Regions from separate parts of the Mus musculus genome. Here region 1 is linked to region 2. The links are chromatin loops, found by intact Hi-C in ENCODE. Cell type or tissue: left cerebral cortex. All regions are shown on one strand. Each heading gives the region's core, and the rest is flanking DNA. Links, peaks and the distances in the headings are about the cores only.

What was found. A loop is a pair of places that touch in the nucleus more often than their neighbours do. Peaks named below come from ENCODE experiments on the same cell type or tissue, not always from the same donor. Only the 100,000 strongest peaks of a DNase experiment are listed, where the experiment ranks them.
Region 1: it touches region 2 in a loop (2.5-fold over the local background); 11 of 42 quality-filtered maps call a loop at or near these places.

The regions. Positions count from the first base shown.
Region 1 is chr8:120,877,608-120,893,718 of GRCm38, forward strand. It overlaps Gm26878 (a long non-coding RNA gene), which reads left to right and starts at 2,396. Exons shown (of 2, transcript XR_388115.2): 1 at 2,396-2,748; 2 at 3,381-3,610. In left cerebral cortex, for the core only: a CTCF peak has its summit at 9,866 (motif pointing left); no DNase peak of the experiment used is centred there.
Region 2 is chr8:121,064,060-121,080,170 of GRCm38, forward strand. Fendrr (Foxf1 adjacent non-coding developmental regulatory RNA) reads right to left here. Exons shown (of 6, transcript NR_045471.2): 2 at 9,464-10,011; 3 at 1,535-1,720; 4 at 769-939. Among named protein-coding and RNA genes, the nearest start is that of Fendrr, 11 kb to the right of the region's middle. In left cerebral cortex, for the core only: a CTCF peak has its summit at 7,583; no DNase peak of the experiment used is centred there.

The DNA.
Region 1 (16,111 bases), core at 5,084-13,083, 180 kb before region 2:
TAAGGGTATGTGGCACCATGCTTGGCTTGATTTTATTTTTAACGACATCTTCCCAAGCCTTGTTCGTTGTCACGGTATTATTCTATCTGCAGCAACTTCACAGGGTCTGTCTCCCCTCACCAGACCTCTGTGATCTCAGCACAGAGCAGATCAAGACAAACCTTGCCTTAGTCACGGGTGTTCTCACAACCATGTGCAAAATGGACCACACTCCCCCCTCAAACCATAGGGGACAGGGAGCCACGAACTCGATTTCTCCTGTCTGTCTGCTTTCCTGGTTCGTCTGCTTCTGTCTTCTCTGGTGGACATTTCCTAGCTTGTACAACTCTGGGCCGTACCCCTTATCACGCGGGCTTCTCTTTCTTGCCTTGTGATCTTTTAGAATTGAATTTTTACTGGAAACCACAGAGCATGTGGATCTCGGTGAGGCTTGCTGAAGTCTTCAGCCTGGACAGTGTGAGCTGGTGGAGGCATTGAGTTGGGACTGCTAGTTGAGCTTGCCACTCTTGGATAAAAAGGGGCCATGGAGAGAGGTCTAGGCCTGAGCCCTAACTTTACAACAATCAAGACCTGGGTGAGCCCTGGATCCCCTGCAAACTTCAGTCAGTGTGGGTGAATGGGCAGTGTGTCCTGTGCAGACATCACTAGACGATCTGTGCAATGCACATCCCTGATCAGGCACTCCATCCCCTTGCTAACCCCTCACTGACTCCCCCTGCAGACACCCCTCCCCCTTGTTGACATCCCTCCCCCCACGCTGACACCCCTAAGGTTCTTACACACACAGGCTTGGGGTCCAGAGGATGAGAGATTTTAGGATTACTCTTGGTGACTCTACGGCACAGGGCAAGGTGGGAACTCTTCTGAGTCTCCCATAAGGCTTCAGGGGCTGCTTGCCCTGAGCAGGTGATATCACCTGCCACTCTGTTCCCAGAATGCCCTGTCCCCCATCTGTATTGTGTTTGTGGGCCTGTGGCTCCATACACCTGTGAAAGGGGCCCTATTGACCTTCCAGAGCAGGTGGATCTCAGGAGGAGATGTACCCAGGGGGAGAGGGAGAGAGAGAGACAGAGAGACAGAGACAGAGACAGAGACAGAAACTGCTGCTGCTTTCTAATCTTCAGGGTCTGTTCCTAATCAGTTAAAACGTATTCTACATTCTCCACAACTAACTGGCCTTCCTTTGCTCCCATGTACAAAGCTGTCTGACCTCAAAGAAATCATCTCATTGGGAGAAAAGCTCCCCCCCCCCCCAATCTGCCCCTCAGTCCGTGTTCACAAAGCTTCCATCAGCTCATGACAATGACTTCAGGCTCATTCTCACCCCACTTTGACCTTTGTGTATCACCTGGTTGAGGGTCCTCTGTCTCCCGTGGGCTTTTTAATAAGTGTCATGAAGGGCTGCAGAGACGGCTCAATGGGTAAAGAACCTAATTCCCATGCTTGAGGTGGGTGTGGTCAAATGGACACCTGTACGCCATCACTGTGTGTGTGTGTGTGTGTGTGTGGGGAGACAGGAAGGTTGCTGGAGCTTATGGCCACAGGCTGAGCTCCAGGCTCAGTGACAGAATCAGGTAGAGAGTGAAAGAAGAAGAAGGAGGAGGAGGAGGGAGGAAGAGGAGGAGGAGAACAAGGAGAAAGGAGGAGGGGAAGGAGGAGGAGAACAAGGAGAAAGGAGGAGGGGAAGGAGGAGGAGCAGGAGGAGGAGGAGGAAGAGAAGAAGAAAAAGAAGAAGAAGAAGAAGAAGAAGAAGAAGAAGAAGAAGAAGAAGAAGAAGAAGAAGAAGAAGAAGAAGAAGAAGAAGAAGAAGAAGAAGAAAAAGACCAGAGAAAGATCTACCAGAGTGGAGAGGGCACCCTATTTTTTTTCGGAGGGTTTCACATTTGTGAATTGTTCTTTTTTTAGTTATGAAGGCTTGGGGACTTTAAAATATAAGTACAAGCTGGTGCAGAGACTGGCATGCTTGCCTACATCTGGAGGCTAAGGGTTTTATTCAGCCATGAAAGGAAGAAGAATATAGAGGTGAATTTAGGTCTTGGCATCGATGACAAGGGAAACGGGCCCAGAAGCGGCAAGTGACTCGCCCAGGGTTGCCCAGCAATGGGGCAACAGACAAAAACACACACATAAAAATAAGTCTCCTACAGTAGTGGATCACCCCAACGTGGCCTTGCCACTCCATGTTTCTTTTGCTGATCTTTCTACTGTGGAGTGGCCATCCCGTTTTTTAAAAGGTGAGCTCTCATTCTCTGTACCATGTTTTCCATCGTCTGGGCAGATAACAATGTGTTTTCTGACAACAGGAGATGTACCATCAGGTTCTCTGCTGCCCTACTGTGTGAAGGGAACCTGGGGTCCCTTCACACAGGGCAAGCAACTGAGCTGAGCAAGAACTGCCTGTAAGAGACAGAAGTAGAATTTGGTTTTGGGGGCTTCCATTCATGGGATCTCAAGCTGTGCCTGCTGCTGCTTCCTGGCCTCTGGGTCGGGACCCTGGCTGGCGGCAAGGAGAGCCCTGTGTCTGGCTGGGAGCTGGCCGCAGGATGTGGACTGTTTATTATTTCTGGGGCTCATGGCTAGGCCTCCATCTGATGCTGGAAAAGAACGGGTAAAAGACTTTGAAGAAGGTGGAAAGGAGTTTTGTGTCCAAAGAGACATGGTGGGAGTCAGGGGATGGATAGCTAGAGCCGGGCGGCTTCTGTGTCATGCAGTGAAGCTGTGTCAGGACCTGGTTCTCATGGTGACACGGTGAGGCTTGGGGCTGACTGTGGGGGTGTTGGTAGGTTCCCCCTGGGGGAGGTCTGGTGCCCACCTTCTGTTGGTACTTGAGGACATCTGGTATCGGCCAGACCCAGTTACTCTGGCTGAGGCCTTGATGCTGGGGTGTGTATGTCACAGCTGCGTTTCTGCTGCTTAGCTATTGGGGCATCTAAGACTGCTCACAGTTTCTAGATCAGTTCCTGAGGCTAGACCTGGGGCTGTAGCTCCTGGGAGGTGGCAGGCTAGTATCTCAGGTCACCATGGCTACTACTGTCTGCTGCGAACTCCCAATGAGCCACAGGCTTTCCATTCCCTGTTCGTGTCCTTTGATAACAGCTACTAGTGGGTACTACTGCCACTCTGACCTCCCAAATGGGCACCCCAGGCTCAGCATGGCACAGTGACTTGTCCAGCCAGCAGAATGTCCTGGCTTTAACCGTAGCTATCGAACTCCTGTCACCACGTCCTGAGACGCAGTCGCCTTCCTGCCCTACAGCCTTTGTCAGGATCCAGCAGTCCGGTCTTTGCCTTGGTTTCCCTATCTATAACATGAGGGACCAGCAGGGCAGACCCTGCCCTGTAGGGCTATTCTGTCAAGTGAGCTTCTCTCCACACTGCAGGCTTGCCTCCCTCGAAGCTGTTAGCAACTTCATCTCTTCTGCTGAGAGGAAAGGACAGTGGTGTTGACACCAAGGTCTCCGGAGTGGGAGACACTTTGCACCCACACCTATGGCTTCAACTTCACCAGAAGAAGTGCTAATCCGCCGGTATTTGCAACTGGTTCCTGACACCTTCCCGTCCCCCTCAGGAGCAGGGTTGTCACTCAGAGCAATTATATTCCCAGCAACAAGTTCCACCTGTTGTTTTTCCCACCACTGACAGGAGGTGGGTGAGCTCTCCTCCAAACTGCTGTCTCTCCGGTGTCTGTGTGTGTGTGTGTGTGTGTGTGTGTGTGTGTATGTGTGTAACTGTAGAGAGAAGCAGAGTCTGGGCCCTCTGTATTCTAAAGCAAAATGAGGCCACCTGTCCAGCCCAGAGCAGAAGGAGAGGCCGGAGTTGTTTTTCAGTGTGTCTGTCTGTCCTTCTGTTCCACTTGTGGACAGAGCAGGAGCCTGAGACCCCTTGTTGCTGAGGGTAGGGAGCTGTTATGTCTCAGAGTGAGCAGAGTGGGCATCGCACTCGTCCCTCAGCCAACAGGGCTTCCATGTCACCGTGGGGGGACCAGAGGCCTTGAGCAGGAGCCCAGAGCATCTGGGTGACCGAGCCACCACCCGGCTGGGGCTTCTGTGTAAACCGCTGGTCACGCTGCTTGCTAGCTGAAGAGAATCAGGCCACAGAACCCTGTGTGGCGTGAGACGCCTGTGAACCCCCGGACTCTGCTACTTGGGGTGCCCTTCTGTCTCCAGGATGTCCTGCTCTTTATCTGAGTTGAAGAGACAAGGAAGGGAGCTGGGCTGCTCTGAGCAGCCCCTGCTGGACAGGCCCTGCGTGTTGGCTCCAGGTTTCTCAGAAAACACTGGAGTCCTGGAGTTCTGGGGTGTGTGGGGAGCCAGGAGCTTCTCTAAAATCAGGCTGGCAACACCCGAGTGAGCAAAGGTCACCGTTCCTTCACTGAGCAAGACTGCTCCCTCACCCCCAAGATATTGATGGGTTTCTTCCGTGGCACTGAGGCGCACGTTGGTTCCCCCAAATCAAATTGTTACCAGAAAATAAGGGAACCTTGCGTTTCCAACGACCAAGACTTAATGTGGGGTGTCCTTGGAGATGGGAGAAATCAAATCAAGCCCACCAAGTTCTGTCCACTCATCACGGGGGTGGGGGTGGGGGGCGTGACTAGGAAAAACAAATAGAAGATAGTGAGTGGAGGGAATCTTGTTCTCTAAGAATAAATGGTATTGAAAGTGAGATGCTTTGCACACTAAATTAAGCAAGGGAGGCAGCTTTTCAATATTTATAGCCTCCACATGTCTAAAAGCCCAAACCCAAACCAACATACATCCCTGATCATGGAACTTCCCCCCTTATCCAAATATAAAAAGTATTGTATGTTATATTGACTTCAGGGCTAAATCCTTCCCTTATAAGGTGTTTGAAATAAATGGCTTTTATTATGGACTCCGGACTAGAAAGGACCCCCAGAGCTGTTAAAGGTCCCAGCTGCTGCTGTTATCATTGCAGACATTAAACTTCAGTTCCTAACATCTAATATCAAATTCTAGCACAAATCCTATAAAACGTATCTTGTCAGAAAGTGCCAGAACCCTTAAGCTCTTTTCCGAGGAACAGATCGCAGCTGGTGCTTGGTCCCCGAGGGCTGAGCAAGCACCAATTTGCTGTGGCTTCTAGCTCAATCAGCAAATCAATATTCCCTGCTCTCCCCTCTGTTGGAGGGCTCACAGGGGGGTCTCCGGGGTCTAGAACAGCCACGGAGCAGGCCACTTGGTGGGGTGACACCGAGCCTGCAGGGCTGAGTCCAAGGCCTGGAGATAGGCCTAGCATTAGGCATTCCGGGAGGGAGGCTCGAAGGCCCCGGGGATTCTGCCTGCAGTGACAGCCCTAACATTAGCCAGAGCCCCGGACGCCTGGAGAAATGGCATTGCCCACCCTGAAAGAGAGAGAGGTAACGTTTATTTTTGTATTTTTTTCTCTCTCTCTCCCATACACGGAGCTTCGGAAGACCACCAAGCGTGGATCATTTTTCGCCCCCACCGCGATGTACAATTCACATTTGTTAATCAAAAAAAAAAAAAAAAAAAAAAAAAGCTGAGGTCTCCTACCTAGACTTTTTTTTCCCCCTTAAACAGGAAACGGGTTTCAGATGTTTATATGTTAAGCAAGCCTACTAAATCTGTTTAGCCGTTTACCAGGCCCTGAATCTCAGTGCTCACCTCCAATGTTCGGATCTCATAACTAGCATGGCATTCAGATTTTTTTTTAAATCCTCTTGTAATTCACAATTAAAAAAAAAAATCTTCCCATAGTCACCTGCTTGGGTGGGGCAGCTCCAGCAGAGGTTAAATAAACGGAGCCCGCGGTGCGCCCTGGGCCGGTTTTCACGCCACGAGGCATCCTGACGATCCTCTCTGCCATCCTTTAAAGCAGCGCGGCCCGCACGCATTTCCACGGGTCTGTGGTCAGCCACCACTGTCCGCCTGGGCATCCCCTGTGGTTTAAGATAGAAACGCAGGTGTGTGGGGGCACTACGAAGCAAAGGTCTTTCCCTAAAACAGTTTCCAAATCACATGGGCGCAGCCGCGACGAGAGGTGGGGACTCAGCAGAGCCAGGCAGCCACCGTCCTGAACCGGCTGCAGCAGGCAGCCGGATAGTCCTGAATACAAGTTTTTGTTTTATTACTGGGTATCACCCCTCGCCCCAGGGCTAGTAATTTTCAACAATCACGCTAGTTCCCGTGCCTACGATGGCAAATCAATGTTTTCTTTTCTTTCTTTTCTTTTTTTTTTTCTTCTTCTTCTTTTTTTTTTTTTTTTTAAGTGTATTTAGAGCCGGGAGAGTGAGGAACACATGCAAAGAGAGGTTGAAACCCTTTTAAAGGAAATTTGTTAGCATTCAAATCTTTGGCTTAAAAGACTTAAATTATGCCATTTGCCACAGCCGCATCGAATGGCCCGCGCACTAACTCGCTGCAATCAGCCACTTGCTTTCTGCCTGTGGAGCTGGTTCCTTCCAGGGAGGCAAGAGAAAACGGTTCTTTTCATTAAGGGTAGAAAGGGGAAGGGAAGGGAGCCCGGCTCAGATTAAATGCGCTCCTATCGTCAGCCGACACCATGGAGATCAGTATGAAAGCTATTTCTAAAAATGAAAACAGAAACGAAGACCCATCCTCCGTCCCTATGGGCGCCCAGTCAGACTTGCGGCCCTACAGGCACCCAGTCAGACTTGCGTTGACTTTATCCCCGAGGGTCAGTAGTATCTGAGGGCAAGCTGGGGTAAGGCAAAATTAGCTGCACAAGAGATCTCCAAATTTCTTTAAACATTGCTGAGTTCGGAAGGACAAAATAAAATTTTAAATTCTTTTTTTTTTTTTTTTTTTTTTTTTTTGGTAGCCAACCTAAAAAGGCCACCTTTAAAATTCCAGAATCTCTTTTTAACTTGGTGCTGCCCTTCGCCAGGCTTGCTTGGGCTGCCATGGCTCAAAGTCAGAGGTGCCTATTAAGCAATCCTGCAGTCACCTGCAGGCAACACCAGCAAAGGTGACAGGACACAGTTCTCCTTGGTGGTGGTGGGGGGGGCGCGGGGAGGGGGTCCTGAAGCTGGGGGGCAAGCCCATGTTCTCAGGTGCCTCCTTCAGACTGCTTGGCAAGGACCAAGTGGGAAGCTCTGTGTCCATGAAGCTACAAAAAGGGGACAGCTCAGCATGGCAGCTGGGAGATTTCCTCTGTGGAGCTGGTGCAGCCACGTTGGGCTGATGCGGCTGCTTAGCTCCCCCCGTGCTAAAGCCACTAGAGAGGAACCTGGTTTGGACCAGCACGTTTTGTTTTATGTTTTTTAATTTATTCATTTTTACTTTATGTGCGTGAGTATCTTTGCCTGTATGTGTCTGTGTGAAGGTGTCGGGTTCCCTGGAACCAGAGTTACAGACAGCCGTGAACGGCCACGTGGGTCTTTTGGAATCACTGGCTTTTCAGGAGTAGAAACTGCCCAGGTCTGGCCGATTTCGGAGATGTTTCCCAAGCCAACACCTGGGTGCCGTAAATCACACCATGGTAAACATGTCCGGCCAGGACATGGGCTCAGGCGGCCGGGTGGCACCCTCTGTAATAGCTGTAGCTTTCACCCAGGACAGCCCTCCCTGTGGGAGCAGAGCTCCCAGGCTGGGGTTGCCAAGATAAGGTCAGAGCCCCTCGCTCTCCACCATCACCAAGGCTGCTCTCCGGGGCTGGACCAGAGAGGCTTGTCAGTTTGTCCAGTGTCTGTTGAGTTAATGATGGCTTTATGACCCTTCAAGAGGGAAGCCTGCTATCTGTAAAGGCAGCATGAAGAGATAAAACGAAAGTTGTTGTTGTTTTTAATATTGCAACAGTTAGCATGTAGCAAATGGCATTACAATAAAACCAGTAACAACAACAACAACAACAACAAAAATCCAAAACAAAACTAGTAAACTGTCCCCCAAAGTCAACAATTCAAAGTGAGTTTCCTTTTTTCTTCTAAAATGTAGTGGACTGAAATTTAAAATCAAATCTTCTTCCTCTCTCCTTCTTAGAGCCTTAACTGGTAAGGGATGGACGTCCACAGCTATTTGGACAATTGTCACAAAGTATCCCCATGGGGAAAAAGCTGGCCGGTTGACATCAGAATATACTCCCCCCCAAATCACCCCCTTATTGCGAATTTCTTCACATTTTGATCTTTTACTTTTAAAAATCTCTCTCTGGTTATCTTGCCATAGTGGTCTTTTAAATGCTATCTTCTGTCTCCAGTGAGATGGACGTGAGGAGAGCGAATAAACACCATAGAAGCCTGGAGGGGGGCTGCTGCTCTCGGCTGGGTTCCCTTTCCATAGAGCCGAGAGGCCGCCCTGCCTCAGGGCTCACCCAGCTCCAAAGAAAAATAACCCAGAGAAATTAGTCCTCGGCTGGAAATAAAGGATCAAATGATTGCTGATGGGAGCAAATATTTAAATCTCATGAGTCGAATGGGGCATTATTAAATAAAGCCTGTTTAAAACGCCTGAAGCAGCAAGCTCACTGGAAGAGTCTTTAAAACATGATATTAAGGGTCCAGCAGCCTGTGTGTCTCAAGCTCTGTCTGTGTGTGGGGAAATTTGCTCTTGACGGTGGTCAAGCACACCCGGTTCCTTCCCTGGAGTGTATTCCTCTGTGCATAAAATGAAGGCAGAAAGGCTTATAGGTAGCAATTGAAACTGTTACAGTGACATAATAAATGGAAAGCAAGTGACCCGTGTTTTCTCCGTTTACTCTTAAGACCCGGTGCAGTGCAGATGAGGCAGGGACACAGGAACAGAGGGACACAGGGCCAGGAGCTCTGTGTGTGGGGCAATGTTTTCCCACCTGAGAGTAGAGAAAGTCAACTCCCAGTTCTCATCAAATCCCAGCTGGTCTCTCATGGATGCCCCAATATTTACATTTTGAATTTTATTTCCAAGATCTCAGATGAGTGTGCATAAAACAGGAAAATTACTTGGGACCCCAAACCCTGCTCCTTGGCCTCCTCTGTGAACCTCCTAAAGATGTTTCTGTGTTTTGGGGGCCTGCTTGGAGTTAGGGTCTGAAGTCTCCACCAAGGCTGGGAAGGTTGGAGCCCATCACTTGGCCACTGGCCACTTTCTCAGGCCATGTTTTCTTTGTAAAGGAGAAAGATGGCTGGTGTATCCTCCTCTGACACACCATAGTCATGTGTCTATAGGGGCCGACTGAGAACTGCTCTTTGGACCTTCAACTCAAACTGGAGGGCTTGTCCACACCATAGAGGAGGCTGCCACATAGGTCAATAGTCACAATGGTTTCCTTTGTTCTTAAAAAAAAAGTTTTTAAAATTATGTGTGTGTGTGTGTGTGCGCGTGCTCACATCTGCTGGCTCCTATGTGGAAGTCAGAGGACAGCCTGTGGAAGTCATTTATTTTTCTCTTTCCATCATGGGTTCTAGGATCAGACTAGAGTTGCCAGGCGTGGCAGCAAGCACCTCTGCCTGCTGAGCCATCTCATCAGCCCACTGTCTTATTTCATTCTTTAAAAAAAAGTCCTTGGAGTACAAGGTGCTTCAACAACGATTGTACTCCTCTCTCTGAGATTCTTGCTGAATGACAACCACACCCAGCAGAAGCTTGGACTCCCACAGACCCATCCTGATAGAGTCTCCGGGAAAAATGTTAGCCCAGCTTCTTTCCCAGTAATAGCGGAGCCCGTGTCTGCCTGGGAACCTGTAACCTTCTCCCAACACAGATAAGAGCTGTGCACTTTTCTGTTGAGATCCAGTCTGATGCCTTCTGGTTAAGACACTCAGGTTGCCAGTCAAGCCCTAGCTGACTGGGTCTCAAATACCCAGGAATGGGAGGCGACTCAGCTGGAAGCCGTGGGGTGCGGTGGCGATGGCGGGCTCTGGGGCGCCCTCTAGGGGCCAGGTGTATTTCAGGTGCACTGGAGGCTAACTTCTGTCCCAGCGAAGATTCTTAGCCAGCCTGAGAGCTGGATAACAGACACGCCTAACCTTGGTGCTTTACTGTGAAGGTCCCTGCCAGGCAGAAGGGACAGTGGCAGGGCGGGCTGCACTCCTGTCCCCTATCCTCGGTCCTTGCTTTAGAAGGCTGGAGCCGCTGCGATCAATCAATGCGCAGAAGCCCGGTTGTCTTCTGCACTGGACCGCAGCAATCTTACACCTCGGGGCATCAAAGCCTTCGGGGCTGGATCTGCAGCCTGCTTGGGACCGGAGGAGACTGCGAAAGAGAAAAAAGGAGGCGACAGGTCTCGGGGGGGGGGGGGAGATAGCAAGGGGTGGGGGCGGCAGGGGGGATGGGGGAGAGGCCGGCAGCGTTGAGATGAAATGAAATGAGTGGAGGAGGGGTCAAGGGAGCCCTGTTCTGCAGATAGTATGAGGGGAAGAAAGGGGGATTCAAGGAAGATGAGCCTCTGTGATCTCCACCCCAGCACCATTTGGTGTCTGGCCTCCTCAGGGGTCTGCTCTGTCTCAGCCGCCTCTGGAGAGCCCTGACCCTGCTGGGCCTCTCATCTCTGTCATCTCCACACTGTGGACAACTTTCACAGTTGAGGGTCTGCCTGTGGCCGATTCTCCAAGAAGTCAACAGCTTCTTCCCCCCGCCCCCCACTAGCACACACACAAACCAGCTCCCGGATGTGGTCAGGATGGCATAAAGACACACCTCGGAGCCAGGACTTCTCAGCTCAAACTCTCATTGCAGGCTTCAGCTTGCTCACCAATGCTGTGGCTCCTCCCTCTAAAGATACCTGTCTGGCCTGAGCTTGTCCTGGCCTGGTGGCACAGCAGGTGACCAGAATAGGACACAGAATATTCTGCATTTAGCCCTTGGAAAAACAGGATATTCCTCCCAGTAAGGGATGTCTGTCCAAGGTATCCGCATCTACCACCCTCAGTGGTCGTGGCTGAAGGGACCCTCTGTGCCCCTCCCCAACACTGGGACTTTGCTGTCCAAACCTCCTTGTGACCATGACTGACTCCATGCCTTTCTTACAAGTCACAACTGTAGTGGGACTGATCGGGCACACAGCAGCTAGTGAATGGGGGGCTGTGTTGGATCATTGCTTTGAATATTTCCTTGTGGCCAGACATTATTTTGTACCCATTTGACAGATGGAGTTAGTGAGGTCTGGGTGACGTGTGCCAAGGCACACAGCTAGAAAACCCCAGAGCCCATCATCAGCTTATGGGACTCCTGTGATCTGCAGGAGAGAGTGTGGTGAGGAGCAGAAATGGTTTCTTGGGTGGGGTGGTCAGAGCTGCAGGCTACTGCTGCATTCTTGACGCCTCTTTTCCTTCCTGAGGCCCAAGTCCCCTCTACCATCAGCTGGCTCACACCGCCCTTTCCTGAAGGGCTGGGATCTGTGTTCTCAGGGATGAGAAGGAAGAGTCTGGGAATTCTCTTTCCCTTGCTGGGACAGAGCTGAGGCTTGAGGCAAGAAGAGGCTGAGCATGGGTTGGGAGGAGAGGAATCCTGGCTAGCCCATGGTTTCATGTCTCCAATCCTAGCCAGTGTAAAGGCTCCTCTCAGAGTGGCAGGAAGATACACAAGGAACCTCATACTCTCTGTGTGGCTGAAGGATGGAGGCCCCTGTGCTTTGCCTCAGAGAGGATGGACTCTGTTGAGCCAGGGCCCAAAAGTGGCTCCCACTCCAGCCTCACTGCTCAGGGATGATGGTCTATGGGAGACCTGACACCCTCTGTATCTCTTCCCCTCTGAAGAGGATCAGTGACTGACTGCTGGATGCCCAGCCCACAGCCTTCCGGAACTTTCTGCGGTTGTAAGAACAACAAAAGAGTTAAATGCAGAAGTGTGACCATCACCACACCAAAGTAGTGGTGACGTCATCCAAGGTTCTAGTAGTGACATCATCCAATGCTAGTGGTGATGCCATCCAAGGCTCTAGCGGTGACACCACTCATCAGCATTCCCCTATTGAGTGGTGCTGTGAACCTGGGTGATGAGACTCAGCACTGGCCATTAGGCTCTCTGCTTCCCAGCAAGATGCAGTCATCATTACTACTATATATCCTTATTTTGGCTTCTGCAAAATATAGGGCTTTTTTTTGTTTTTGTTTTTTGTTTTTTTCTAAAATAATTATGGGATTATTGCTAATCTGCATGACGTTTTGAGAAACAATGCAGGGAACTCCTCTGACATGATTTACCCTGGTGACACCTCTCACAGATACAACACAAAGTCCTGGCCAGGATGCTGACAACACCACAGTTTCATCCTGAAATCGCTTGCTGCTTCTGCCCTGTGCCTCACACAGGAATGCCTGCCGAGCTCAAACGGTGGCGAGCATGCTCTCACTGTGGGGCAGTAACTTTGCCACCTGAGCTTACATGCCCACAGTGCCCCATGCAGGAGTTTTTAGTGGGCACTATTTATCTACCTTTTACATATTTATTCTTTCTGTCCCGAGGCGTTCCCAGAATCTCACACATGCCAGGCAAGCGCCCTGTCCCGAGCACTGCTCGACGTTTCTAAATGGAGGAATGAAAGCTGTTTTCTTACAGAGCTGCATAACCTTTCTGGGCCATTTATTTAGGAATCTAGACCACAGGCTTGGTGTTCCCCCACGTGCAGGGTGGAGCTGTGGGCGGAGCTGTGGGTGGAGCTCCGGCCTAGTGTCCTTTAGAAGTCAGCTTTCAGCCCCAGGTACCCTGGGAAGCCTCCACTGTGCCCGTACCCCGCCCTGCCCTCCCAGCCAGCCTCTGTGGTTTCTCTGGCCCCTTGGTGGCCTGTGATCTTTCAACAGTTAAGAGCCTCACTAATAAGAGATTTGAGAGCAATTTGCATGGCTTGGCGGAGGCCAGGTTTCTGGAGTGGGGAGCAGTCCTGGGCACCAAGCGTAAAGCCGCCGCTAATTCTGCCGACGGTGAAATAACAAACAGCTTCGCACCCTCCTTTGTTCTGTGGACTAATGGAAACCATGACAGCCTCAGCCCGGAAGCAAAAGGAAGGCACTCTGCACAGGACTGGGACCCCTGACACTGCACTCTGGGGGGTGGGGGGAAGGAAAGAGTCCTGCGTTCCCCATGGCCTGGTGGCTTCTTCTCTACTCTTCTTCTTCTTCTTCTTCTTCTTCTTTTTTTTTTTTTTTTTTTTTTTTTTTTGGTTTTTCGAGACAGGGTTTCTCTGTGTAGCCCTGGCTGTCCTGGAACTCACTCTGTAGACCAGGCTGGCCTCGAACTCAGAAATCCGCCTGCCTCTGCCTCCCGAGTGCTGGGATTAAAGGCGTGTGCCACCAAGCCCGGCTCCTCTACTCTTCTTAAACAAATGACAAAATGCCCTGTGTGTGTCTCAGCCCTTCTAGCGAGGTCTCTGGAAGCCAAGTCCGCCAGGAGACCCTGTAAAATTCAGTGACACTGGGGTGGGCACTGGATTCATTATATAGAGCACCCACCTGGGCACTCACAAAGCCACTGCACTGAATAGACTGGGCGTGGTGGCAGGCTCATGTCATCCCAGGGGAGGGCTGAAGAATCAGGTGTCCTGGATCACCCTCAGCCACATAGTGAGGTTAAGGTCAGCACTGACGACACTAGATTTTGTTTTGAAAAATAAAACAACAAAACAACCAACCTACCAAACAACATCAACAACAACAACAAAAGTCTAGACCAAAAACAAAAACAAAAACAAAAACAAAAAACTCAAACAAACCCATAACTGTTCGACTTCATTGATTATGTGGTCATATTGCTATTTGACTCTTTCTTACTTGCAAGAACCATAGAAAGGTTTGAAAAAATATTTATTTAAATGAAAGTGAACTGATTTTAAAAAAACAGATGGCTCAGCGATTAAGAACACTTTTTTTTTTTTTTTTTTTTTTTTTTTTTTGCAGAGGACCAGTGTTCGAATCCCAGCATCTACCATGTGGGTCAGGACCATCCCTAATTCCAGTTCCAGGACATCTGATGGCCTCTTCTGACCCCCCCACCATGTCTGCATGCATGTGGGACACAAACATATATGGGGACAAAATACTCACACATAAAATAAAACAAATAAATCTAATGAGAAAATTAAAGTGTGTGAGGATAAAAAGGGACAGAGAGAACTTCCACAACTTTGATAGAAATGCTGACCAGAAGATGCATCACGTGACATTTGGAGAAACTGAGGCACAGAGGGAGTGTAAGGGGCTTGCTGGGTAGTGATGGACAGACAGCAGGCCATTGTTAGAGTTCTCATGAGGAGGCCGTGGCAGGGATATAGCCAGCCAGGCTATGCTTCTAACCCTGAGGCTGGCGTGCTCCCCACTATACAGTTCCAGAAATGACTCTCTACCCTTCAGGAAAGGACATGCCACGCCAGAGCTCATTCCCTGGGGGAGCCAACAAGAAGGATTGAGGGGAATGGTGGCGTAATTCAGTGGGTAAAGCTCTTGTACAGGCCTGATAAGGCAAGTTCAATCCCTGAGACTCCCTAAATACCTTTGGGTTCTAGAGAGAACTGAGTCCACAGCCTCTCCACAGTCACCATGGTGTGTGTGAAACCCCCACTCCCCCGGAATAATAATTCAAAAGCAAGTCTTTTTGTTATAGAATGGTTTGGGTTTTTTGTTTGTTTGTTTTTGTTTTGTTTTGTTTTGTTTTGAGATGCTCTTGCTACATGATGCAGTCTAGGTTGTCCTTGAACTCACTATATAGCTCAGGCTAGCCTCAAACTCAAGGCATCAATCCTCCTGCTTCAACCTCCAAGCGCTAGATTTCAAGCCTGTATTTTTTTTCTCACGAACTATTTCCATGTTCAGAAACAGTCATTGAGAATACGCATATTAAATTGAAAATCAAGTCCTCTGGTGGGAATAAAGAAAGCAACACCCCGAGAGGGCAAGAGACTCCGCCCTGGGCTCAGCTGCTGCACGAGGCCCCCTGAGGGGCTTCATCTCCTTGTGTGTTGGCCGTTGGCTTTACTCTTGGGCAGGTCCTTCCCCTGGTTGTATACTTAGACTACGACACTCTATGTCCTAAGTGTTCTTGTATTCTCCATAATAATACAGTTGCCAGCATAGACCCTTACGCATACATCTGTGTGGACCTGCCTGTCTGTTTCCCTCCGTAAGTCTTAGCTAGAGCAGCCCCAGATCACAAGGAGTGGACCCTTTGTGAGCTCCTGGCATGCGCCCCTAAAGCACTTCTCAGAGAGCCTCTAAATCTGCTCCTGTGTCTAGGAGCAAACCCAGAGAAGACTTGCTCCTCTGTGCTCCGCCAACACTCGCCAGTATGCCTTTTAAGCATTTATTTTGGGGGGGCCATTCTCTATTCCTACCAGAGGATTGGGTTCTCAGTTCAATAACGTATATTCTCAAACAACATTTCTGAAAATGGGAATTGTTCACGAGAAAATTCAAGCCTGCAGTCTAGGGCTTGAAGGTTGAAGCAGGGGCATTGCCTTGTGTTGGAGGCCAGCCTGAGCTCTGTAGTGAAGGACTGCGGAATTCTATTCACCGATCTGATTTGGAAATAGCTAACCTTGGTCCTGCACCTGGCTGTCTGAAAGCAGCGCTCGCCACAACAACTAGAGAAACAGGAGCTTGTTCAGGGAAGGGATACCAGTTCCCGACACAGTGCTTGGGGCAAGACCTCTCCTGTCCTCTCGTCTTCTACCCATTGGGGAGGACCAGTGGGGAGGAGGGGCAGGGAGGAGGCCTTTAGGGATAGCTGGAAGAAAGCCTGTAAGCCCGTGGATGTGCTGGCAAGAAGCCTGACATAAGCAGAACCCTGGGGAAAGGTTACTCTGCGTGCGTTAGCCAGTGTTGGGTCCCTGATCCTTCTGTCTGTTAGTCAAAGGACCCCAGCCTGGTGATAGGGGATGTGGAGAGCAGAAAACCAGGCAACAGGGGTGTCAGTGGTTGAATCCGCACCGGGCATCCCTGCATCACCTAGGAAACGCAACCAGAGACGTTGGTTCAGCTGACGGCGGCCCTGGTGTCCACTTCTGGCTAGTGGGGGCTCAGTAGTGAGAAATGAACATGTCGTCAAAGTAACGATCTTAAAGGGCACAGCACCATGACACTCCATGTCCTGAGTGTCCTTAACCTTGGCCTCTATTTCCAGAACTCTGTCAGCACCTGAAGGACACCTGGGACCCAACAGCCACCCTTTCCATCCTCTCACCCGGCCCCCTGCCCTGGAAA
Region 2 (16,111 bases), core at 2,611-10,610:
TGGAAACAAGGTACCCAGAAGAAAAACCCAGCCTGGCAAGCCAGGCAGGGCCGTTCTTCCTGTGATTTGAAAGGAAAGCTCTGCGTGTTTGGGAGGCCGATTGAACTCTGGATGCTCTGGGGTAGGAACAGATCTCTTCTCCTCGCTGAAGTGTCAATCACAGAAACTTTATCCACACTACTGCTTACAGGTGCCACCTGGGGACGGACCACACTCTCACCGTGGGACTTGCAGTCAATTTCTCTAGAACTCCTACCTTGCCCCAGCATTGCCCCCTCCCCAAAGATGTCACTCAGCCCCAAGACTCAGCTGAGGGCTGATTTGTGTTGAATCCAGCAGGAAGAAAGTTTGGGTTTTTGTGCTGGCTTTGGGTAAGCCTGAAGCCAACCTACAGCTGATTGGAATAAACAAAGCTGGCATTCGGGAAATTCTTTCCACGATTCTCCTGAGTTTGCAACAGGAGTGACTTCTCAAAACGTTCCAGAGAGGGGACCCTGAGACCAAACTCTCCTCCGAGTAAGGAGATCTGCATCCTGCTCCTGCTTGAAGATGGGCAGACACTCCCTGGGCTGCCAGCACAGCGTGACACAGAGCAGTGACATCCTGAGATGCCATAGAGCCATAGAGAATCACCTGTCTGACTGCCACTTCTCCATGTAATGGCTGTGTGACTCTCAGTAAGTTCCTGTATCAGGGACCCCATTTTCTCATATCTAAGCAGTATGTGTAACTACAGCCCGGGGTATACATAAGGAAGTTAATACTTACAGTGGATGGAGACTACTGATGCATAATAAATGTCCGGCATGTCACTGTGGCTGTCTTCATCCTCTACACACATGTGATGGCCCCATTATAACCACACGGGCAGGGCACAGCTCTACCAGGAGGGCACAAAGACCAGTGGTGGAGGTTGGGACTCACCATGCAAATTTGGACCTGGAGGATGTCAACACAAACTCTAATTAACAACACATCTGAGTGCACTGGTTGAAGAGTCTCAGGCCAGGCATGATGGCCGACACTGGCCTGCTTAGTACCCCAAATGGACCTGCAGGGCATATGGACGGTGGTAACCTTGCATCTCTGATCCGGCTGCAATCAAGCCCTCATTGCTCCCAAGGCATTTGGTGGACATGGTGACCCTCCAGCCCCTCTAGCTTTAAGTAAAGAAGGCAACCAGATATAAAGAAAAACTAGGATTTCCAGGACTGGGGGAAAGCACCGCAAGGCAGAGTGTTGGCACCTGTGTCAGAGTCTGGCTGTGGCTATCTGACAAGTATCACCACTGGTGGGCCGGCTGACTTGTTCATCTCCCTCCAGTGTCTCCCCACCCCCACCACAATCCCTCTCTGCACCATGTACAGAAGCAGGCACTAAGCCTTCACCAGGACATGAGCAAGCCTTCACCTTGCTCTTGGAATTCTGGGTGCCTGGGCAGGTGAGAAGTGGGTGTTTCTGTGTAAAGTGATGGGGTCCACGGCCTCCTCCTTTGAGGACTAGCACCCCATTCGTGTAACCACTGGTTCCGTACCTCGGTTCCGTACCTCTGGAGATCCGGGAAGGTCTTCCCAGAAAGTGTCACCATCATCTTCAAGCACCATTCCCACAATGTCGGTCCCTCCTGTGATGTCATCATGGGACATCTGGTCTGGTTCTGGTCACTCTGGATCCTGTTCATCTGTTGGTCTGCCTTGTCGTTTTCTTCTTTGTGTGATGTCTGGCACGACAGATCGAGAAGCCACCGGATATGGGGGTGAGTGTTAGGGATGTGCCTGTGGGCAGATCTACAGACTCCAGAAAGCCTGGACTATGTTTGTTCTAAATGTTTCTTGATTCTGTTTCTACCCTTGACCTCTGCCCTTAGGTAAACAGGAAGAACGAGGTCCTGGCGTTGATACGTCCCTTCCTCCAGGTTCCCACGCGGGAGGCTTCATCTTCAATGTGGCAGAGCTGGGATGTGGTAGGACATTTAATAGGCATGTCCTAGGGAAAGGTGGTTGGGTCGCTGGGAGCATGGCATTCAGCGGAGATTCCTAGTAAAGGACGTCACACTCCAGTGAGACAGCCCCTCTGAGTCCTTAACTGGGATCTAACCTTGTCATTCCAGGAGGAATGACACTCACTGTCACTATGATGCCTTTAGTCACACCAGGGCACAGCCAGGGCTTTAACCACATCTCACCTCATGCTGGTCAGGGTTGAATTTGTTGTTGTTGTTTTGTTTTGTTTTTCAGTCTTTTGTCAACCTGTAGGCTGCCATCATCTGGGGAGAGGGAGCCCCCTGCCTCTATCACACTGGTCTGTAGACAAGTCTGTGTGGGATTTTCTTGATTAATGTGGGATGGCCCAGCTCACTATGGGCGATGCCATTCTCTGGGCTCGTGGTTCTGAGTTAGCCAAGAAAGCAGACTGAGCAAACCGGTAAACAGCTTGGTCCTCCATGGTCTCTGCTTCAGTTCCTGCTTCCAGGTTCCTGCTTTGAACTCCTGTCCTGATTTCTCCCAATGATAAACTTTGAAGTGGACCTGTACCAGCCAAATAATCCCCTTTTCTTCCCAAACTGCTTTTGGTCCTATGTTTATCACGGAAATAAAAAGCAAACCTGGGGGGCCGAGCGGGCATGGTGGTGGTGGGAACTGGAGAGGTGGCTCAGCAGTTAAGAGCACAGATTGCTCTTCCAGAGGTCCTGAGTTCAATTACCAGCAACCACATGGTGGCTCACAGCCATCTGTAATGGAGTCCACTGCACTCTTCTAGTGTGTGTCTGAAGACAGCTGCATTGTACTCATATACATAAAAAAATAAATAAGTCTTTAATAAAAAGGAAGCAAACTAGGACCCCTCCCACCCCAACACACACACACTGGTATCAACCTTTTCTTTTTATAAAGTGCCAAGCCTCTGGTATTTTATCACAACAGAAAATGCACTGAGGCATATTGCAGGAGAGTAATCTGTCCCCAAACTCATAAGGAGACTCTAGAGAGGCAAGATTTGCATGAACTGACTGAGTTAGCCATCCCAGCCAGGGCGATGGCACACTATGGTAGGGCTCATTTCTGGGAAAACCTCCACAGAACAAAACCCCAAACCCCACAGACCCGCCCCCACGACGCTCTGCCTCATGGCGTCTCCACAGTGCTGGGAAGTTCATCACTGAAGTGGGTTTGAAGAAAAGCAACTTCTCTTGTTTGATATGGCCACATGTGTTATTTAATGGAGTAAAATCATTAAACCAAGGGGCCCCATGCAGCTTTGGGTTTTTATCTTTACCATCGCAGTTGACGTAATAATCGTACAATAACAGAAGCCCGAGAACTTTATCTGTCACCTATGACTTGCAATTCTGGATCTCTTATTTAACAATACATGGAAATTAGATTCTTTGTTGTAGACAGCTTCCTGGGACCAGCTTCTCCATTTGTCTCTGACTTGGGGCCTTAGACAGCACAGTCTATTTTCTCTGTGCTCTGGAGGCCAGAGGCTGGAAGGTGAGGGCACAGCTGGTCCTTCTGGGAGCTCTGGGACTGTTCTGCCTCTCTACAGTGTCCTGTGTCTCAGCCATCTCAGACCTTCATCACTGAAACGACCCCTCCAATGTCACCATAAGCCCACCTCTTAAAAGGGGTGGGGGCTGGAGAAATGGCCCAGCAGCTAAATGTGCTTGATACCAAGCCTGGTGGCCTGCATTTGATCCCTGGAACCCACATGGTAGAAAGAGGGCATATGTCCAGGTGGGCATAGTAGCACAGGCCTCTAATCCCAGCACTCAGGAGGCAGAGAAAGGTGAATGTCTGAGTTTGAAGCCAGCCTGGTCAAGAGATCTAGTTCTAGGACAGTCAGAGCTATACAGAGAAACCCTGTCTCAAGACAAAAGAAGGAGGAGGAAGAAGACAAGGGAGGGAGGGAGGGAGGGAGGGAGGGAGGGAGGGAGGGAGGGAAGGAAGGAAGGAAGGAAGGAAGGAAGGAAGGAAGGAAGGAAGGAAGGAAGGACGGAAGACACCTCCCCAGTTCACCCAATCTGAGACCAACTCATGAAGACAATTTTTGGCTACCCATGTAGTACACACCCATAATCCCAGCACTTGGGAGGCAGAAGCAGACAGATCTTTGAAAATTCAAGGCTAGCCTGGACTACATATTGAGACCAGAGGAGCAAGAGCTACATAGTGAGTCACTGTCTTAAACAAACAAACAAACAGAAAGACCATTTTATTCCTTTTTAATTGCAGAGTAACAAACCATAACAAGGTGAGCGTGGTTCTCAACATGCACTGAGACCAGCATCAGCCATACCAGCTCAGGCCTGCCTTGCTCCCTTCTGCCCCGCCCACACTCCCACCCCTCTCATTCGGCTGGGGTTTACCCTGTATCTGTGGGTGGGGCTGGCTTCCATGGAAATGAGACTGCTGGTCCTGACATATCGTGTCTGGATGAGGGACAGACACCCTAATTTCTCAGAAAGGGTAAAAGAAAAGAACAGGTAAGAATACACACATTCACATGTGTACACACATGTACACAGGCAGGCAGGCAAAGCATGCAGACTCATACATGGGCATGCAGACACATGCCACACACACACAAGTACACACACACACACTGTGATTCCAGGTGCTTAAAAGCCCTCAGTGACAGGCACAGATTAAGGACTCAGCACCCAGACACTTCTTCAGCACCTTCCAGTGGGAAGTGAACCCCACTGAGCTGCAAACTCAATCCCTGAAGGTCACGTGATATAGGGCATCAGCACCCCTGAGGACTCAGTCTCTCCATCCAGCTCAGCCCCTGGTCTGGATCCTCACTCTGCTCCGTCACTCCCTAGTGTGAGCTCCTGGAGTCCCTCCACCTCTCCCACTCCCCACTGTGACACCCTGGGGGGACCCCTCCACCTCCACAGGTTCTCATCAAATCCCTGTCTCCTCATTTAGCCTCTGTGAGCCTCACTGCTCTCCTGGGAACAAACCCTCTGTTTGCCTCCTAACCACCAACCAACACAGTGAACAGAGCCAGCAGCAAGAGGCAGAGGAGAGCTGGGGACCAGAGGAGAGGGCTGGACTTGGGCTCCCAGGCCAGGTCCCAGGTTGCCTCCCTCAGCTCCAGCCTGGGCTGAGCAGAAGAGATTCCAAGTCACCCCCTTCCAGTTTCCTCTCTCACCCCACTGTCCTGTACCTCACCATCCTGGGAACTGGTGGCCTAGGTGGACCCCAAGCCTTTCAAACACACTGAAAGTAACACAAGCCTCAGAGGTCACAGGTTCTTCAAGCCCAGATGAATGCTGTGACCCCTTCCCCTTTGGCTCCTCATTTAACTTCTTTGATTCTGAGAAACAGGGAGAATAGGATAAGGGCACCTGCCTCAAAGGGCTGTGGGGACTGAACCCCTGTGGAGAACCTACCATTTCCTTCCCAGGGTCACACGATATTGCCACCATAGAGCTCCAGTGACCTGCCCTGAAAATGCTCGTGTGTGTGTGTGTGTGTGTGTGTGTGTGTGTGTGTGTGTGTGCGCGCGCACGTGCGCCTGCTCATGTACATGTGAAAAGGATGGTAAGAACTGTCTCCCTTCACCAAGCCTGGAGGTCAGGCCCAGCCCCACCTAGGACTTTGAATGGTCACTAAGGAAGGAGAGCAGTAGCATGCGTTCTGGAGGCCGAGAGACTATGTGCACGTGTACATATGTGTCCGTGTCCATGTGTTTATGTGGTACATGTGTGTATGTGGTATATGTGTGTGTCCCAGCAGGCAGGGCCTAGAAGGCCCATCCTCGAGCCAATACAGCTCACACCACTGTGTGAGACACTTAGGATCTCCAGGCAGGATTATGGAGTATAAGGAGAAGGTCTTACTTGATCTTGTCTGACCTGGAAGCTGAAAGTTGAACCTTGGCCAGCTGGGCTGGACACCTAGCCCATATTCCTCTAGATCATAGCTGGTGTGTGTGTGTGTGTTTGTGCGCGCGGGTGTGCATGCATGCGTGTGTCTGTGTGTGACTAATCTGCCCCCCAGAGACCTCGGGCAAACATTTAGACTGGGGACTCCCTCCTCTCCTCTTGATACATCCAAATATTTGTAGCTTGAGGGTCACCCAAGCCACTTCCTGAGAGACAGGATTTGGGATGTGCCTGCCCACACAATCCTGGTTCCTCAGAGTGAAACTGAGAGGCTTCAGTGTGTTCCAAAGATTTTTGGGTCCACCTGGGCCACCTGTCCCCAGGACAGTGCGGCATGGGGCAGTGGGGTGAGAGAGGAGGCTGGAAGGGGGTGACTTGGAAGCTCTTCTGCTCAGCCCAGGCTGGAACCTGGGGCCTGGCCTGGGAGGCCAAGTCCAGCCCTCTCCCCTGGTCCCCAGTTCTACTCTGCCCCTCGATGCTGGCTCTGCTTATTCATTCCTCCCAGCAACCCAGAGTTAACCCTCTACTCTAGCTCACCCTTTCTCCTCCCCCTCCTTCCCTCCCTCCTCTCCTCCCTTTCTCTTCCTCCCCTACCCATCACATCTCCCCTCTTTTGTGATGGGATCCAACCCAGGACTTCAGGCAGGCTCTCCCACCTAGCTGCACCCCCAGTCTGACCTTCCTGCTTCTAGTAGTCTTTCCCTGACCTGCAGCCTTCACTGAGCTCTCAAGGGTTAACTCCTCTCAAGGGTTCTGGGAAGAAGCACAGAGAGGCTGAGTAACCCACCCAACCCACCCATGGCAGCCCAGCAGCCTGCAGACTGTTATCCATTCCCATATTGTTGCTAGCACCCCTGTGTACAGTCCTCTGGAGGATGCGTCCCAGCTGCAAGCCTGGTGGGCATTTGTCAGAACATCAGCTCCTGGTCCACAGCAGTGCAGCAACTCAGAGGCAGATGCCAGGCCTGCGGTGGGCACAGGCAATACCAGAAGAGCCTGGAAGCCGGCTGCTCCTGCCTGGGTCGCCTGGAAAGCCCAGCCTGTACTTAGCTCTCGTGGTAAATAACAACCCTGGTTTATGCTAAAAGGATTCATTCCCAGAATGCAGTCATTTCCATGCCCTGCTCCGTACAACCCTTATTTTATGGCTAAATATACGCTGTAATGAGGCTCTGGCCTGATAGCGTCGTTAAGGAGATATTTGACCTCGGGTTTAATTGCAGGATGGAAGAAATGTCTGGGGCGCACACAAGGGACCCTGCCAGCGCGTTCAGGACTTCGCATCTGGTGTCCCTGGCCTAGGAGAAAGTGGAGTGACAGAGAAAGCCTGGGACCAGGGATACTCAGCCCCGGAGACCCCAGACTGGCAACATGAGGGCCACCCTAATCCTGAAGGGCTCACTCTCTTATACCCTCCTGCTCCTGCACCCCAGGGGCAAAGGGAAAGGCTGGCCACTGCACAGGACAGACTACACACCCACACTATTTGATGGCACACAGGACGTAGACTGCACCTGTGCCCACCAGTCAGCCAGAAGATGGATGGGTGCCCTGCCCACTGAGCACCCAGCCCGGCAGGAACGTGGGCACGAAGTTGTAACCTCGCTGGCCTGTAGCCACAGAGAGGCTTCCCTTTCCGACTCCTTGCTCTGCGTTTCTCTCTGCAAGCTTGGATTCCTCTGGAGGCTGCTCAGTGTCAGTGCAGCAGAGCCTGTCAAAGGGGTGTCAACAAGTCCGCGGGGTTTGAAGAACGTCTTTCAAAGACAGCTGGCTGCCAGTAAAGCTTTGTTCTGCTCTGGTGGGTTAGGACCATCAGGGTCTGGGAAAAGTCAAGGTGCTGCCTGCTGTTGCCCCAGTACAACCACGAACCTCCCTCACCACCCAAGATCTCTCGGTGACTAATTAAGAAAAGCCCAGCACGGAGGTGTATGCCTTCTGTGCTTGAGGCAAACCTGATCTACTGAGCAAGTTCCAGGACAATAGGACTACTGAGAAAAACTGTCTATAGATAGGTTAGATAGATAGATAGATAGATAGATAGATAGATAGATAGATAGATAGATAGATAGATAGATAGATGATAGACCAGAAAAGAAGGAAGGGAGGGAGGTAGGGAGGGAGGGAGGGAGGGAGGGAGGGAGGGAGGAAAAATCAAATCCCAGCTGGGTCACTGGCTCCATTACAAAAGGTGGGGACACTGAGGGGCCAGCCAGTGCCCAGGAGCTCAGCACTCAGCCCTAAGGTGGCTGAACAGAGGAGCCAAGACCTCAAGTGCTTCCCATGAGAGTGTGAGCCTGCTGGATGCCTAGCCCTAGAGTTCATCAGGCCTGTCATCCCAGCCTTTCAGAAACTGAGGCAGGAGAATCCCAGTGAGTTTAAGACCAGTGCTCGGGAGCTCCAGTTATGCTGTAAAGCAAGACCCTATCTCAAAAGTAAATACAGACATATATTTTTTTCAAACCCAAAACTCTCCTCTTGAACGAACACCCCATCCAAGAACAGGCTTGTGCCGGAACTTCCTATGGGGTCACTATCCCAACCCACTCATGTTAAGCTCCTGACGTTTTACAGTTGGGAAGAAGGCCCTAAATGAGAAGACTGTGGTGCCCCCAAAACTGACTTGATGTTCAGCGCTCTAGGTGGGAAGTTGACAGGGCCCGTTCTCCCTGCAAGCAACCACACACACACCCCGAGGCCAGGTCCCATCTAGTCTGCACAACAGCGGAAGTGTGTCAGATAACCCTAACTGCCCAGTCCACCATCTTCCAGGAAAAGATCGGACAAGGCTCTGAGCTGACAGAGTGGACTGTCAGCTGGGTGGACAGTCCCTGAGTGGGTCTGACTTCAGGTCAAGCTGCTATCCTGGAAAGAGACTGGAAACACCTTTCCAAAAGTCGGTCAGCCCTCTTGTCCTGGTTCAAGCAGCTGCCCGTCTCCTACCTACTTGGACTACCACCCACCTCCCCTGCTTTTATTTTTGTATTCTGAGTTCTCCTTTGACAGAAGCCTGTTCCTGCAGCCTGCTCTCCCTGTTTTCAATAGGAGGAGAAAGAAGGACAGATGCAGTTGTTGGCGAAAAGGAGGGGAAAGATTGTCTTGGGATGGGGGACCTGTGTCTGTGTTTGGACAGACCACTGCTCTGGAGAAGGGAGATTTCCTCAGGAGTTCTGGAGAACTCCTGGCAAATTCTGTTGCTACGAAAAGAAAGGGAAAGTCTGGCTTGGTGGGGAAGGGGGAGGCCCTCCCAGGGCCCTTTTAGAAAGAGCCCTTTGGGTCTTTAACGAGGTTTTTCTCCTCTGTAAACCCAATTGCACTGCCGCCTGGGGCAGTAGGGTTTTCTAGTCGGGAGAGCCAGACGGATGCACGAGTTGGAGTGGGGGGGGGGGGGGTTCCTGCAGCACCACCCCATGCTGGGCGGGTTCCCGCTAAGTCTCTCCAGGCAAAGTGAAAGCCCTTTCAGTGTGGAATCCCCAGTGGCCCCTGACTCCGATTGTAGGCTGTTTGTAACCCCATCCCTTTTCCATTAACGTAAACACCACTTGAACAAAAATATACAGGGCCACCTACTTCGCAGGGAAGATGGTCCAGCGCCCACTGGCCCGCCGGCTTCTGTCCAGGCGGCGCTCGGGGTTGCCGATTGTCGCCGGGCGCCCCCTTCCCCAAGGCCGCCGCACCTCGGGCAGCTTTGAAGTCTGGGACTCCAGCCTCTCGGGTCTCACTCCCACCGTCAACCGGCTGGCGGAGCCGGGTGGCGGTGCGCACGTTGTCAGCTCAAATTCCTGATTAAGCCGCTTGCTGATAACACCCGGGGCTAGCGGACTTCTCTCTACCTGCCCGCCAGGACGCTCCCTGCCCTGCGGCACAGACCAGGGTGCCCGCCGCCGCCTTTGTGCTAATTGAGTTGGAGCCGGCAGGCCTTCTTTCAATTGGAGGCTGAGAGGGTAGGGGTTGGGGGTAAGGCCTGGCCTGGGACCTCAGCTAGGCGTTGGCGACTGGACCTTCTGGTGGAGTCAGATCAAACGCATGCAGGAGTGAAGGGTGTCTCTGCAGTCCTGGGTAACTGACCGCTGTGGCCTATTCGGAGCTCTCTGGTTTCCATTTGGGCCCTGTGATCGCTGGAAATGAACATTGAAAAATTAACCAGACTCCGCCGGCTTCCAGGGCAGGTGAAGCGGGAAGCCGGCCTTGCCACTGGCTCAGGCTAAGCCTCGATATAACAATACCCCCTCTTGATGTGTCTTCTGAGGATTTTGCATGACTGAATCCACGTCTCCCAGTGTAACAAACACTTCTTGGGTTTTCATGTCCACAGACGTGGTCACCTCACCTCAGAGGCAGCCTGGGCTGCACCCTTGCTCATTTCTTCCCTCCAGGCCCCAAGGTGGAGGCTGCCAGTACCCAGGGTTGAGTACTCAGAACTTGTCCAAAGGAGATGTCCAGGGCAGAAGGTGCTGAAGTGGGTCCCCCCAGAAAGTGGCTGATGTGTATCCCTGTGCCTTGGTCCCCTGACCGCCCCCCCCCCACCCAATGGCAAGAGCAGAAGGGAAGAAAGGTGGAAACCTACTTTAATCCCAACCCAGAATGGCCATTGCCCAGCTGGTATGTGTGGAGATGGGGTGCATTGGGAGAGAGCCTCAGCCAGTTTCCCAGAAGAACGGAGGGATCTTGTCCCGAGGGTCTTTCCCCAGTTTGCACTCCTCCCCCGGCTGGTGGAGGGAAAATAAACACCGAGTTCACAAAATCAGGACCCGTCATTAGTCCAACCGCAGTAAAAGAACTGCTCTCTGCACAGAGCAACGGGAACCAGCCAGGCACCCTCCTGCTGCCTTGCCCTAGGGGACTCAGACCCCGCTGCTGCTGCTGCTGCTGCTGCTGGGGTCAACCGCCCAGAACCAACCCGACTCAGTCAGCTGCTAATGGTACTTTCTGGGCTTTGCCGGTCATCCAGACCAACAACATACCGCCTCGGCCGAAGGCCATCGAGAGATGTTTTTCCCCCACCGGGAGACTACGATGGAAAAAAAATGCTCCCGGTAGACTCACAGAATCGAGTGTGTCTCAACTGCTTATAAAGGAGAAAGAGAGAGAGAGAGAGAGAGAGAGAGAGGAAGACTTAGGAGCAGGTAGGAGGCTGCCAAAGGTGCTCACTTCCAAAGGAAGGGAGTTCAGAAAGCCCTCAGAGCTGGGAAGGAGGGAGGGAGGGAGGAGAGAATGCTTGTTCAAGCCCACGAAAGAGCGAATTCGATTCCTAATTAGGTTGGTTTTCATGGCGAATTAAAACAGGTCTCAGCCCAATTTGCAGGAAAAATAATGACCCCCCCCATCAGAGGGCCGCAGTAGAGAAGACAGAGGGCTGTCTTCAGGTCTTCCCAGAGAGAAGGGAGGAACGAGGGAAGATTCCAAATAGACCTGACCTAAGGATAGTACGATCGAAATATTTGAACTATGTTTGCCTTTATATTTTCCAAAAAAAAAGCATTTAATTATGAATATCCTCCCATGCCAAGGACAGAATTTTTGCAGGCAATTAACTGAGAACTACTAAGAACACGGGGTGTGGGGGGGGGAGCTCCCTGGTGCTGGTGTAGGGAAGCCCCAAGTAATACGAGTGAGACGGGGAAATTCCTTTCAAAACGAACAGGGACTGGGGACTGCGAGTGATGAAACTGTGAAGAACTGGGGGTGCTTCTGAGCTTTGAGAAAATAAATTGTAAAATAAAAAAGAAAAGAAAATGCGATGAGGAAAACAGCTCAGCTGTGGTTTTGACTCCTTTTGTTCTGTGTGTCCATTTGTCTGGCTAGGCTGGGGATGTGTTGGGGAGTAAATACTGTTGGCTGGTAACACCTTGAAAGTTGAGTGGGTGGCAAAAAACAAACGAAAATAGCCCTAAAGAGAGGGGAGGCAGAGACATAGGGCAGAGGTGGAGGGAGAGAATATAAACTGCAAGGAACTAAGGGACACTCAGGGTACCAGTGTGTTTCTGCAAAGGCCCTAAATGGAGACCCTGACCCATATGCACTCACTCCCGAATCTGTTTGTGACGGGACCTGGGAGCTCTGGCCTCCAAATAGCAGCCCCTTGCTCAAAAGCCCTTCTCTTCCAAGTTCATACCTTGACCGACTCTCTCTTAACCCCCCTCCCCCAGCCAGGGAGATCAGAGGATGAGTCACCAACTGGGCAATGGGTCCGCTTTGAGGACGCTGCTGCTCCAGAGGTGGTCAGCCAGCCCCACTCCACCCGCTCCCGGCACTTCTCAGAAACGGGCAGGAGAAAGGGCTGCTGGGAAACTAATGCTCCACCACCCGCCCGCTCCCACTCGCCCTGCCCTCCTGCCCCAGCCAGGAGAGAACCGGTGGGTGGCAGAGCGGGCATGGGGAACTGGAGATGTGCGTTTGTTAACCGTGGTGGAATGTGGGTCTGACTCCTTTCATCCCAGCATTCAAGGAGAGGCAGAGGCAGGCAGATCTCTGAGAGAGTTCCATGACAGCCAGAGGGGTGTAAAAAAACAAAACAAAAACCCAAATAACCAAAACCAAAAACACAACAAAAAGGAAAGAAAGGAGAACGAGGGAGAAAGAGAAAGAAAAGAAAATGAAAGGGAAAGAAAGACAAAGGTGTGTGGCTGGTGGGAAGCTAGAGCACCCAGCATCAAGCTTGCCTTGAGGACGTCCAATCTCCCAGGTCCTCCTCGCTAGATGTGCTAGGGACCTCCACATCTATCCCAAAGGGAAGCCCCTTCAACCAGCTGTCAGGGTACTAAGACCATCCTGGATAAGCTTAGCAGTCCCACCATGAAACAGGCCAAGCTGGCAGGTGCTCCGAGCTTCCCCAGGCTACCCTGCAGTCTTCAGGGTGGCCCTGAAGGGAAGCCGGTGATTCATTTATCACCCTGCCTGGAAATCACAGCCTCTGGACGGGGAGGGAACCTGCCCCAAGACAGCACCCTACCAGAGTGGGAAACATCCAGGACTGAGGCCGGGACCAGCTCCGTGGAAAGGGGCACCTGGGCTGGCACCAGCTTCTCCGTGTGGGAAGTGCCTTGTGTTATCCAAGGGCCCACATCCTTCTCTCAGAAAGCAGGCACTTGTTCCTCACCTGTCCCTCCACCTCCAACCCTCCTTCCCATTAGCTCAGGTGCCCAGTAGGACTCCAAAACTTTGAGTGGCTGCATCAAAGAGGGATATTAACCCTCAACCTTCAATCCTGTAAAGAGCAAGGCTCCTGGGATCTCTGCACCTTGGGAAGAACAACCTGAGCCAACAATTACTATGTCTGGTCCTCTCAACCACACAGAAGAGAGGCTGTATCCTTATTCTTGTTTGCACAGAGAGGCAAGGCCACTGGCTCTGAGCCACAGAGCAATGGAACCCAAACGTAACCATAAATCCTCACTACAGGGCCGGAGTGGTTATGTGTGTTTGTTCGGTTAACAATTTAACATGGTTTGAGTTTACAGCATCTTTCCCTCCCTGACTGGCCAGGCTCCTAGAACACTAGTTCTGATGTTTCTCTTCTCTGCATCCCTGGGTCAGCCCAGGGATGGTCAGACATTACCCAGTTGGCAAGATGAAGAAACTGAGGCAAGAACCTTGACAGTCCTGTAATTTTTGCCTCTGGGATCTTCTCTATGTGCCAACGGTGGATAATCAGAGCAGAGTTACACACACACACGAGTATACACACACACACACACGAGTATACACACACATGAGTATACACACATGCACAGGCACATGAGGCACACAGAGATGCACACACAGGCACGTGAGCACACACACAGGCATAGGAGCGTGCACACACTCATAGGCACGTGAACACACACAGGAGTGCACACCCATCACACATGCACGGGCGCACAGAGATGCACACAGGTCCATGTACACACATACGGGCATAGGATCATGCACACATGCACAGATGTGTGTGCTCACATACATAAGGGCATAGGAGCTCACAAACATTCACAGGCACGTGAACATACACACACACACACTTGCGCATGCACACACACACACACACACACTTTTTCCCTCTGCAGAGCCCCATCCTGCAGCATACTCACACTGAAGGTTCTCACCCTGGGCTTCAAGCCTCGATGCAAGGAGGAGGAGAAGGAGGAGGAGGAGGCCTTACTCTGCTTCCACCTGGTCCTCCCTTTCCATTGAGAGCCTCCCCACCCCCTTTCCTGTCCTCATCCAGAGCATGAACCCCCACCCCCACACACGGACTTCCCATCCCAATTTTCTTTTCTTCCTCAAATTCATGGAGATCCTTCTGCCTCAGCCTTCTGGATTGCAGGTGCCAGCTATGTTCCAAACTCCTTTCCTCTCTGATTCCCTGAATTCTTGTGACCTGGATGCACCAAAGCAGGTCTGACCATGAGTATAAATATAATCCTTCTAACCTGGCTAGGACATAAAAGGAGAGAGGGGATGTGGATGTGTGTGTGTGTGTGTGTGTGTGTGTGTGTGTGTGTGTGCGCGCGCGCGCGCGCGTGTGTGTGCATACATACACACAATACTATATATATATATATATATATATATATATATATATATATATATATATAGAGCACATCGTAGATGGCAGGAGGTGTGCAAAGAGGGTGCCACCCCTATTTTTTCAGCCAAGCCTGGGTCTTTTGCTGGAAGCTGACAGGTGAGCTCCCTCCTCTCTTGCCGGCCTCCTAGGCTGGGTGGACTTTGTTTCTCTCTGCTAAAGCAGTCTCCCCGCTTTTCCATGTCCTCTAAAGGTGCTACTGGGGCTAGCTGCTGAGCGTGCTGTAACGAGGCTGCTCGCTGCAGCCACCCGGGTACTGAGCCCTGCACACCAGCAGGCTGCTGGCTACAAATTGCTGATTTTCAAGAAACAAACCTGAACTGGTTTCCGGGGGGCCGTTTCAGCTCATGGCTGCAGCCTCTCTGGATGACTCGAATCGCTTCCCCTCGGGGTGTTCCTGATGACTGTGTGCGTGCTGTGTGGGCTCTGTCTTACTGGATCTCTCCTAAACATGAACAACATAAAAATAAAAATAACTGGCCCTTGACACATAATACGCGTTGTGTTTTCCTGGTGGCTTGTTTTCGAAGCTCACGCTGCTTCCTCTCCACTTCAGTCCTGATTTCTCTGGGATCCCCCTCCCCAAACTCCTCCTGTATCCTCACCTCTCTGTGGTGATGAGCATCTCCCTGCTCCCCAGAAATTCTCTCTGGTGGCTCAGTCTCTTTCTGGCTCTGACACACACACACACACACACACACACACACCCTTCTCTCTATCTAAGTACAATTGCTCAGGCAGCTAGAATTAAAATGTTTGCAGATAGTTTGGGGTGTCTGAAGTGGGGGGAGAAAGCTGCCCAGGAACCTACCCATCCTGGAGTAGCAGGATCCGGGAACTGCTCCGGACTGTCTCTTTGGGAAGAGCTGTAAATTCCGGGACTGTAGTACCATCAAATATTTCACTGAAGGACGTCATGGAAAATGACGCTTTGGGATATAAGGGCCACTGGGAAGAAGCAAGTTCAGGCTTCTTTGGCACTGAGTGCTGACCCTCTTATTTACTTGTTTAGACAGCGTCCCGGAGCCCAGGCCACCCTTAAACTCAATGTGTAGCTCAGAAGGGCCTTGAATTTCTGATCCTCCTGTCTCTACTTCCCAAGCGACAGGATTACAGGCTTGTAACAAGCCTGATTTATCTGGTTCTGGTGTGGAACCCAGGGCTCTGTGCACGCTTGACAAGTGACTTTTTTGGTTTTTGTTTGGAAGATTTTGTTTTGTACACCTGTTGTTTGTTTGGGTTTTTGCCAATTGTGCCACATCCACAGCACAATTTATTAGTTTATTTTTTTAACTAAATTATTAACCTGTTCTGGGTTAAGTGGCTGTCTGTCGGAGATACAGGTTTTAGATGCTGACAGTGACCGTCCCTCTGCTCCCCTCACCTCCTTTCACTGACAGCAAGTCCCCCCCCCCACTTTGGCTAAGCAGAACACCCAGCCCTTCCTTACTTTAAAGTGCACCCCAATACAAGTAGCTGCCTCAAGCCTTGTTTCAAGGGTACCCCATCCTACACCCCTGACAGAAACCCGCCCACAGCGCTCTCAAGGCCGCCGTTTTTCCTGAGGCCTGTAGAGTTACGCTCTTCTACCTTCTGGGCACATATTTAGAACACTTCAGAACATTCCGCCTGTAACACACAGTCCTGTCCACATT